Linked DNA regions of Homo sapiens: all the other regions are linked to region 1. The links are chromatin loops, found by intact Hi-C in ENCODE. Cell type or tissue: gastrocnemius medialis. All regions are shown on one strand.

Region 1 (2,500 bases):
TGACAAAGAAGCAAAAAACAGGACCCCCTTTTAAAGCACCTCATCCCGGAGCTCAGCGAGCCGGTTCCCAGGCTGGAGTGGCCAGGAGCCGAGCCGATCCCCAGCGGCGAAGCGGGAGGACTGGGAATCTTGCCTCCGTTCTCCTCCCCGACCACCCACCGGGGAAGCCCCACCACCGTCCTAGAGTCCCTGCCGTCGCCCCTCTCCCCCGCCCCGGTGGGCAGACTGCGGGTCTGCGCCGTCCGGGGTTCTGCGTCGCAGCTGCCGGCCGGAGTCAGCTTCCATAGAGGCCACACGGAACTGCCTGGCGCTCCTCGGGCTGTGGGACCCGTGGGGTTAAGTCTGAGTCCCCGCCCGGCGAGGAGCAGAGAGCGCAGAGTTGGGGCGGTACAGGCCGCCAGGCAGCCGGCGGGGCTAGGAGAGGGAGGAAAGGCGGGATCCTCCGGGAAGTCGATTCTCCGGCGTCCGCCTGCGGCCACTGCCAAATCTTCCCCATTTCTTTCGTCTACTCCCTCCCCTTTTCCCTCGAGGACCGCTGAGTCCAGAGTTTCTAGGATGGGGGTGGGGCGCTGTCAGCAGAAAAAGCCAAGTCTTTGGGCGGCACCCGAGCACGTCCAAACTCTCCCATCCCACTGGCCTGCGCCGGGGTAGAATGTGCCCGGTGAACAGAGAGCCTGGGAGGGACGCGGTGACCTGGGGAGAAGGGGAACCCTGTAGGGTCTGGGCGAGGCTGCAGAGCCCTCTCCTAGCCAAAGCTGCCCAAACTTTCTTCCCCTGGAGTCTCCTTCCACCCCTCTCCCTCCCCTTCCTCCTGGACACCCCCTTAAACGGTCTCCGCCTTCCCTTCTCTCCTCTTCTCTCCCCACCTCGATCCACCCCTTTTCGTCTTCGCCCGCTCCCCCCGCTCTCCTGTCCTCCTCCTCCCTCCCTCTTTGGGCATCCGCCCCGTCAATCTCCGCCGCCGCCGGCCCCAACCCGGCCCCTCTCCGCCTCCCAGGCTCTCAGAGCGCCCCAGGCTCCAGTAGAGCCGCCCTCAGTTCTGCGCGGAGCGGGGCGATCTGTCAGCGGAGCCGGCCGGGGGGAGCCGCCCGGCCCGCCGAGGCTCGGGTTACCAGTGACTGACAGCGTCTCCATGGCGAATAATTTGACTCCGACTATTGTCTGGCGCTGGCAGGCCCCGGGTCAGATAACCGGACCAATCAGGGCGCGGGCCGCCGCGCCTCATGCCCGCTTAGAATAATATTATTAAGAAAGCTGAGAGCCAGCTAGACGGGAGGGAGAACGAGTGAGAAGCGAGCGAGGGAACGGCGGGCGGGCGCGGAGCATGCGGAGCGGCGCCCCGGGCGGCCCCCGGGCTTGGGCGAGGGCTTGGGCCAGGCGCGCGGGCCGTTGGGGTTCGGAGCTTCGTGGGACCCGCGGCCGGCGCGGGGACGTACGGCAGTGACTCGGGGCTCACCGGGGGCCAGTGCCGGGCCAGGGGGCCAGCCCCGCCCGCGTCTCGGCCCGGACGGCCCGGCGAGGAAGCTCCCATGCGGGACCGCGCGGCCCGGTGAGGGCGCGCGCGGGCGGGCGGGGACGCAGCCGGCACCATGTCCATGCTGCCCACCTTCGGCTTCACGCAGGAGCAAGTGGCGTGCGTGTGCGAGGTGCTGCAGCAGGGCGGCAACATCGAGCGGCTGGGCCGCTTCCTGTGGTCGCTGCCCGCCTGCGAGCACCTTCACAAGAATGAAAGCGTGCTCAAGGCCAAGGCCGTGGTGGCCTTCCACCGCGGCAACTTCCGCGAGCTCTACAAGATCCTGGAGAGCCACCAGTTCTCGCCGCACAACCACGCCAAGCTGCAGCAGCTGTGGCTCAAGGCACACTACATCGAGGCGGAGAAGCTGCGCGGCCGACCCCTGGGCGCCGTGGGCAAATACCGCGTGCGCCGCAAATTCCCGCTGCCGCGCTCCATCTGGGACGGCGAGGAGACCAGCTACTGCTTCAAGGAAAAGAGTCGCAGCGTGCTGCGCGAGTGGTACGCGCACAACCCCTACCCTTCACCCCGCGAGAAGCGTGAGCTGGCGGAGGCCACGGGCCTCACCACCACACAGGTCAGCAACTGGTTCAAGAACCGGCGGCAGCGCGACCGGGCGGCCGAGGCCAAGGAAAGGTACGAGTAAGTAGACCTTCTTCGGCGCCAGCTCCCCGGGGCCCAAGGGAGGGGTTCGCAGGGCTTCTGCCGGTCCCCCGGAGAGGCCTAAACTGGGCCCCCAGGCCCGGCCACAGCCCAGCGGCAGCCCGGCCTGACTTGGACGATGCTTAGGCCTTTCTATGCCGGAGACCCGGCGAGCAGGGATTTGTCTAAAGCGGGCAGAGCAATTCAGGAAGTTGTCAACTAACTACTCGGTCGCTAGAGGAAAAGGGTGGAGAAGCAGAGAGCTTCGGGGCAGCGCAGAACTGTGGGCCTGTATCCCCTGTGAGGCAGGCACAGTAGGTCTGGTCATCCTCAGGACAGAGGGGT
Region 2 (2,500 bases), 470 kb before region 1:
GAAGCACAATAAAGCAAAATGCAATACAATGAGGTATCCCTGTATTCTTAAATTCTTGACTTGGTTTACTGTTGTGGGGGTTTTTGTTGTTGTTTTTACTCAGAGTATTTTGGCAATGTATATGTGTTGAAAATCATTCTTATTGCATTACACATTTAAATGTTAGGCTAAAGAAATAATATTTGCTTTAGAGAAATTCAAGTATATCTCTACTTTAAATCTGTAATTATAAATGTGGTTATTAGAAGAAAGCATTTCTCCTATCACCTGCAATGCTTGCACTAACTAACCTTTTGTGATTGATTTCTTTAAATAATAAAGGTTTATGTGAAGGCCTTGGAATCCCCGTCTCTTCTGGGAGAAAAATAGATTGTGTAACGCCAGCTCAGCGTTCTCTAAGCTTGCTTTGCAAGGAGCTATTGTCACTATATATTAGATGTAGTAATAAAGGATGTGAAAAAGACTTGAATGATCATGTGTTGAACTTGATGTTCACAGTAGATAAGTAGATCTTATGTCTGATTAGAGAAGTGGTACAAATCAGCGACTGGAGAATCTGAGAGTCACTTGCAAGAGATGACTTTTGTTTCCAGACCTTGAACAGCTTAACATGGAAACAGGCATAGGATTTTCTTTGATGGTCTTAATATTTTCACTTAATGAATTTATATTTCATCTAACCTGTATGAGAAGGTGACACTGATTAGCTTCCATGTGTTTTGAAAATGGAAGCAGTTCATATATATATAAAGACTCAGTGTAAATATGCTACTGGAGAGGGAGGCTGCCTTTAGAACTATTCATAAGAGTTGTAATAGTTATCTTTTTTTTCTAGCTAAATCTATCTTATAAACGAAATTAGATGTGAATTTTTATTGATATTTGGTAAAAAAAAAAAGGACAATAAATGACGAACAAGTAAAATCATGACACAGTTAAAGGAATGTTTGAAATTAACTCTAAAGTTTCTTGAGCATGGATTGTAATGGTCAAGAAAGGGATGTAATTAGAACTATGGTGTGTTAAGAGACAAGCAGTTGGGACAGAAGGAGGATCACTTGCCAGGGCAATCTTGCAGTCATATTCAAGGCCACATGAGTATATTCATTAGCCAAGTAACTTGATCTCTGGTTGCATTAAGATATGATTCTGCTGGGCGCAGTAGCTCATGCCTCTAATCCCAACACTTTGGAGGGGTGAGGCAAGAGGATTGCTTGAGCCCAGGAGTTCAAAGCTGCAGTGAACTGAGATGGCACCACTGCACTCTATCCAGGGTAACAGAGTGAGACCCTATCTCTAAAAAAAAGGAACTTTAAAAAAGGAGGTAATTCCGTCACTTGTTCATTATTTGGGGGATCGAGTTCTAATAAGCATATTTGACATATAAATATATTTGTAATAATGCAGAATTATTTAAAACAAGGTTTTGCTTCCTCTGTGAAGCATGAGGTATCCTATTATGCTTTACGTAAAGAATGAAGAATGAATAGGTAATCATGTAAGTATAGGGAGTAAACGTTTTATTTGTTTTTCCAAATCTATAATCCTGTCAAACTACTTTGTGTTCAAGAATGCCTAGGAGTTCTGATGACATAATTCATGAAATTTTGCATTTACTTTTTGTGTGGGGAAAAAAGAGAACTTTGAAATTTAAATTGTTGGCCTTTTTTAGAGGGATGATGAGGAGGGACAGGATTAAGTACTTACATTATGAGAAACTAATGTAAGTAATTATTAGGTACTGCTTTTCACATTAAGTCATACTTGTTTTCTGATTCTGTTTTTTCAGTTTCCATAGCAAGGCGTGTACAAGATCCATTAGCTGAGCTAGTGAAAATTGAGCCAAAGCACATTGGAGTTGGAATGTATCAGGTAAAGCTATGTGGATCATTTAATTTATGAAATCCATCAATACAAGGAGCAGTACTCAAACCTGGGATAGTAATTAAGTGTCTGTGGGAGTAGATTCCCATTTTCAAGGTTATACAGTTTGTGGAAAGTAGGAGTTTTAAGTCATCAGGGAAGGAGGGAATTATTTTTGTCATTGTTGTTCTCGTGTTAATGATTTTGATTAAGACTTAGAATTGACTGTGGTCAGATTGAAAGACTATGAAAACACTAGATGAAACTAATAACTAATTTGGAGAGAGAGCCTCTTCTTTTAACATTATTATAAAAATGGTGGTGCTATCTAAAATAATTACAATAGTGATATCATGCATTGAACTTGATCTTCACAGTAGATAAGTAGATCTTATGTGTGATTAGAGAAGTGGTAGGTAATAATAGTACTCGTTTTTGTTGTTACTGTATTTTTAATTCTTGAGGTTGTATGTGTTCATTGGGCAATTCAAGACAGCACTAAACCTTGGCAGAGTGAATTTATGGTGATAGCAAAATGGTATGTGGGGAAGTTGTCTCCAGAAGGCTTGGGTCACATTGTTTTCCTCCTTGTCAAAAGCTATTAAATGTGAAATAGAGTATTTCCTTCTGTATAATT
Region 3 (2,500 bases), 230 kb before region 1:
TTTCAATGCATGTATAGATTGCATAATGATCAAATCAGAGTCATTACCATATCCATCACATTAAACACTTATCATTTCTTTGCAATGATAACATTCCAAATCTCTTATAGCTATCTTGAAATATCCACTACACTGTTATTTGCTGCAGTCACCCTACTGTGTAACAGAACACCAGAACTTATTCATTCCAAGTGTAACTTTGTACCCACTGAACAGCCTCTCCTGTTCCCTTACATCCTTGACCTTTTTTTTTTGGAGACGGAGTTTTGCTCTTGTCACCCAGGCTGGAGTGCAATGGTGCGATCTAGGCTCACTGCAGCCTTCGCTTCCAGGGTTCAAGTGATTCTCCTGCCTCAGCCTCCCAAGTAGCTGGGATTACAGGCGCCTGCCACCACGCACAGGTAATTTTTGTATTTTTAGTAGAGGCAGGGTTTCCGTCTCTACTCATAGTAGAGACCATGTTAGCCAGGCTGGTCTCAAACCCCTGACCTCAGGTGATCCACCCACCTCGGCCTCTTGAAGTGCTAGGATTACAGGAGTGAGCCACCGTGCCCAGCCCCTTATATCCTTGACTTTTAAAAGTTGACATCATAGAGAACAACCAAAGCATACCAACTGGTGATTGGTGCCTGTCAGACACATAATCCTATATTTATTTGAAGAGGGCTGATCCATGATAGTATTGTACAGTTCATCTTCAAGTGAGGAAACATGGGAAACTACAAAAGATTACAGAAGAGTAGAGAGGATGGACCAACATGGAGTCAATTCAGAATCCAGGACACAGGCAAAAGGCTAATGATCTTTAGGTTTCCATGACAACCAGAGGTGGCTTTACCATGATGCTAATGAAACAAGCTTCTGGGCCTCTCACTTCCACTGTCCCCTTCCCAGGCCCTGCTCCTAATTTTGTATTTGTAGTTTTGTATTCTTTTCCTTAAAAAGAGACCTCAAGTTGTATAAACCTTGGACCCCACAAAACCTAATGACAACCCCAGGCATGACTTGCATACCAGCCACCAAGCCTAGACCCAGTGCTCTGAAAACCCTTTCCTGGCAGCCCTGATAATTCTCTGAGTTTGGTAATTAGAGTGGGTGGCAGATTAAATTACCATGTTGCTTCCTAGCTAGGCTGGGAGAGCTGTGGCCTGACATAGAAGCCAGTGGGTGTCACATGGAACAAGTGCTCAGCTATCTCACACTCTGCTCTCTGTGGGGGCACGTGACCAAATTCATTACTAATGCTGAGCTGATCTGGTTACCTTGATTGACACTAAGTGATTTCAGCCCGGGCTATATTTGTCTTCGTGGGGAAAATGCCACGGAGCTGAAAGGCTATTTCCCCCTCCAAATACATTTGGGGCTGTCACTGTGGAGTTACGCACCCTGACATCAAAATCAGACCCACAGGCTTTGGAAGACAGAAAATGACATCATGGGCAAAAAATGGTGTCAGCTTAGCTTTGTTTTTCCATTCTTTTTCTGAACTCTGACAGAGAAGTAGTTTGTCTAGAATTTGAAAAGGCTTTCAGGCAAGGAAAAGGAAGAGTTAGTCGGAGCTGGACTTGTTTGCCAACACAAAAAATAGTTGCCAGGACATATTTCTCTGTCCTCATGATTCCACTCTGTTACTATGAAGCTTAATTTTAAAATGCTTTTATTTGTTAGGGTTTTGGTATCTAATGAATCATTTAACCTGTTATTGAATAAAATTTTAAGCTCTTAGAATTAAATACTACTTAATACAACACATTTTTGTTTATAGTACCAAAAAGAAAAATATTACCTACAAGATCCTACCCTTAAGTCTGACCACCTTTTCCCATGGTTGCTAAGCACATAAGACAAGTCTGTGAATGACCTAGTATTATCTTTACAATGCTGTGCTATGTGAATTCTGAATGCGTGTAAGAAATACATCAAACCTAGTAACACAGGCAAAAATTAGATACTGCTAGTCCATAAACTTCAATTAGGAAGTTTAAATTAGACTGAAGGAGAAATTTTAGCCTAAAGATATCAAATAGAGCTATAGTGGCTTAAAGTGAACTATTACCCTACTTCATACAAGTCAAGTATTTTGGATGGAGCAAATGTTTAATTTAACAAGCAGTTGTTTTGATTGATTCCTCTGGACTTAAGAATAACAAAGGGAATGTAAAAAAAATAAAGTAAACCACCCTTTATCATTGTTCTTGTCCTCATGCATGCTCTGGTTCTCTCTTTACTGCTGGCGTAGAGGAAGGGGACCCTCTTGCAGGTTCACAACCTGGTGGGTTTGGGTGCAGAGATGTGATGAAGCTTGTTCTAACTATCTGCCTGCAGTAGTTACTCATATCAGACTGGGTCAGGTGAGCAGGGAGGCAGAGCTACCGTTTAGCTTCAAATCACAAAGTTATAACTCCCGAATCTGCTCCTCCTCCTCTCTTGAATTTCTGCCTTCTTTCCAGGGAAGATGACAATGAGATGGGATGGGTTTTGACAGAGAAATGGGAGGGAG

What was found. A loop is a pair of places that touch in the nucleus more often than their neighbours do. Peaks named below come from ENCODE experiments on the same cell type or tissue, not always from the same donor. Only the 100,000 strongest peaks of a DNase experiment are listed, where the experiment ranks them.
Region 2: a loop joins it to region 1, with 4 times the contacts of the local background. A loop is called at or near these places in 2 of 110 quality-filtered maps.
Region 3: it touches region 1 in a loop (4-fold over the local background); 4 of 110 quality-filtered maps call a loop at or near these places.

The regions. Positions count from the first base shown.
Region 1 is chr2:45,008,200-45,010,699 of GRCh38, reverse strand. SIX2 (SIX homeobox 2) reads left to right here and starts at 1,248. Exons shown (of 2, transcript NM_016932.5): 1 at 1,248-2,149. The coding sequence starts at 1,590. RefSeq lists enhancers at 176-775, 1,780-2,500. In gastrocnemius medialis, no CTCF peak of the experiment used is centred here; DNase peaks (open chromatin) are centred at 409, 1,009 and 2,104; H3K4me3 peaks cover 2,500 bases; H3K27ac peaks cover 2,500 bases; H3K27me3 peaks cover 233 bases.
Region 2 is chr2:45,476,365-45,478,864 of GRCh38, reverse strand. SRBD1 (S1 RNA binding domain 1) reads left to right here. Exons shown (of 21, transcript NM_018079.5): 16 at 1,790-1,872. Among named protein-coding and RNA genes, the nearest start is that of SRBD1, 130 kb to the left of the region's middle. In gastrocnemius medialis, no CTCF peak of the experiment used is centred here; a DNase peak (open chromatin) is centred at 1,134.
Region 3 is chr2:45,241,331-45,243,830 of GRCh38, reverse strand. The region is part of intron 1 of LINC01121 (long intergenic non-protein coding RNA 1121); the gene reads left to right. Among named protein-coding and RNA genes, the nearest start is that of LINC01121, 12 kb to the left of the region's middle. In gastrocnemius medialis, no CTCF peak of the experiment used is centred here; a DNase peak (open chromatin) is centred at 1,200; H3K27ac peaks cover 2,500 bases.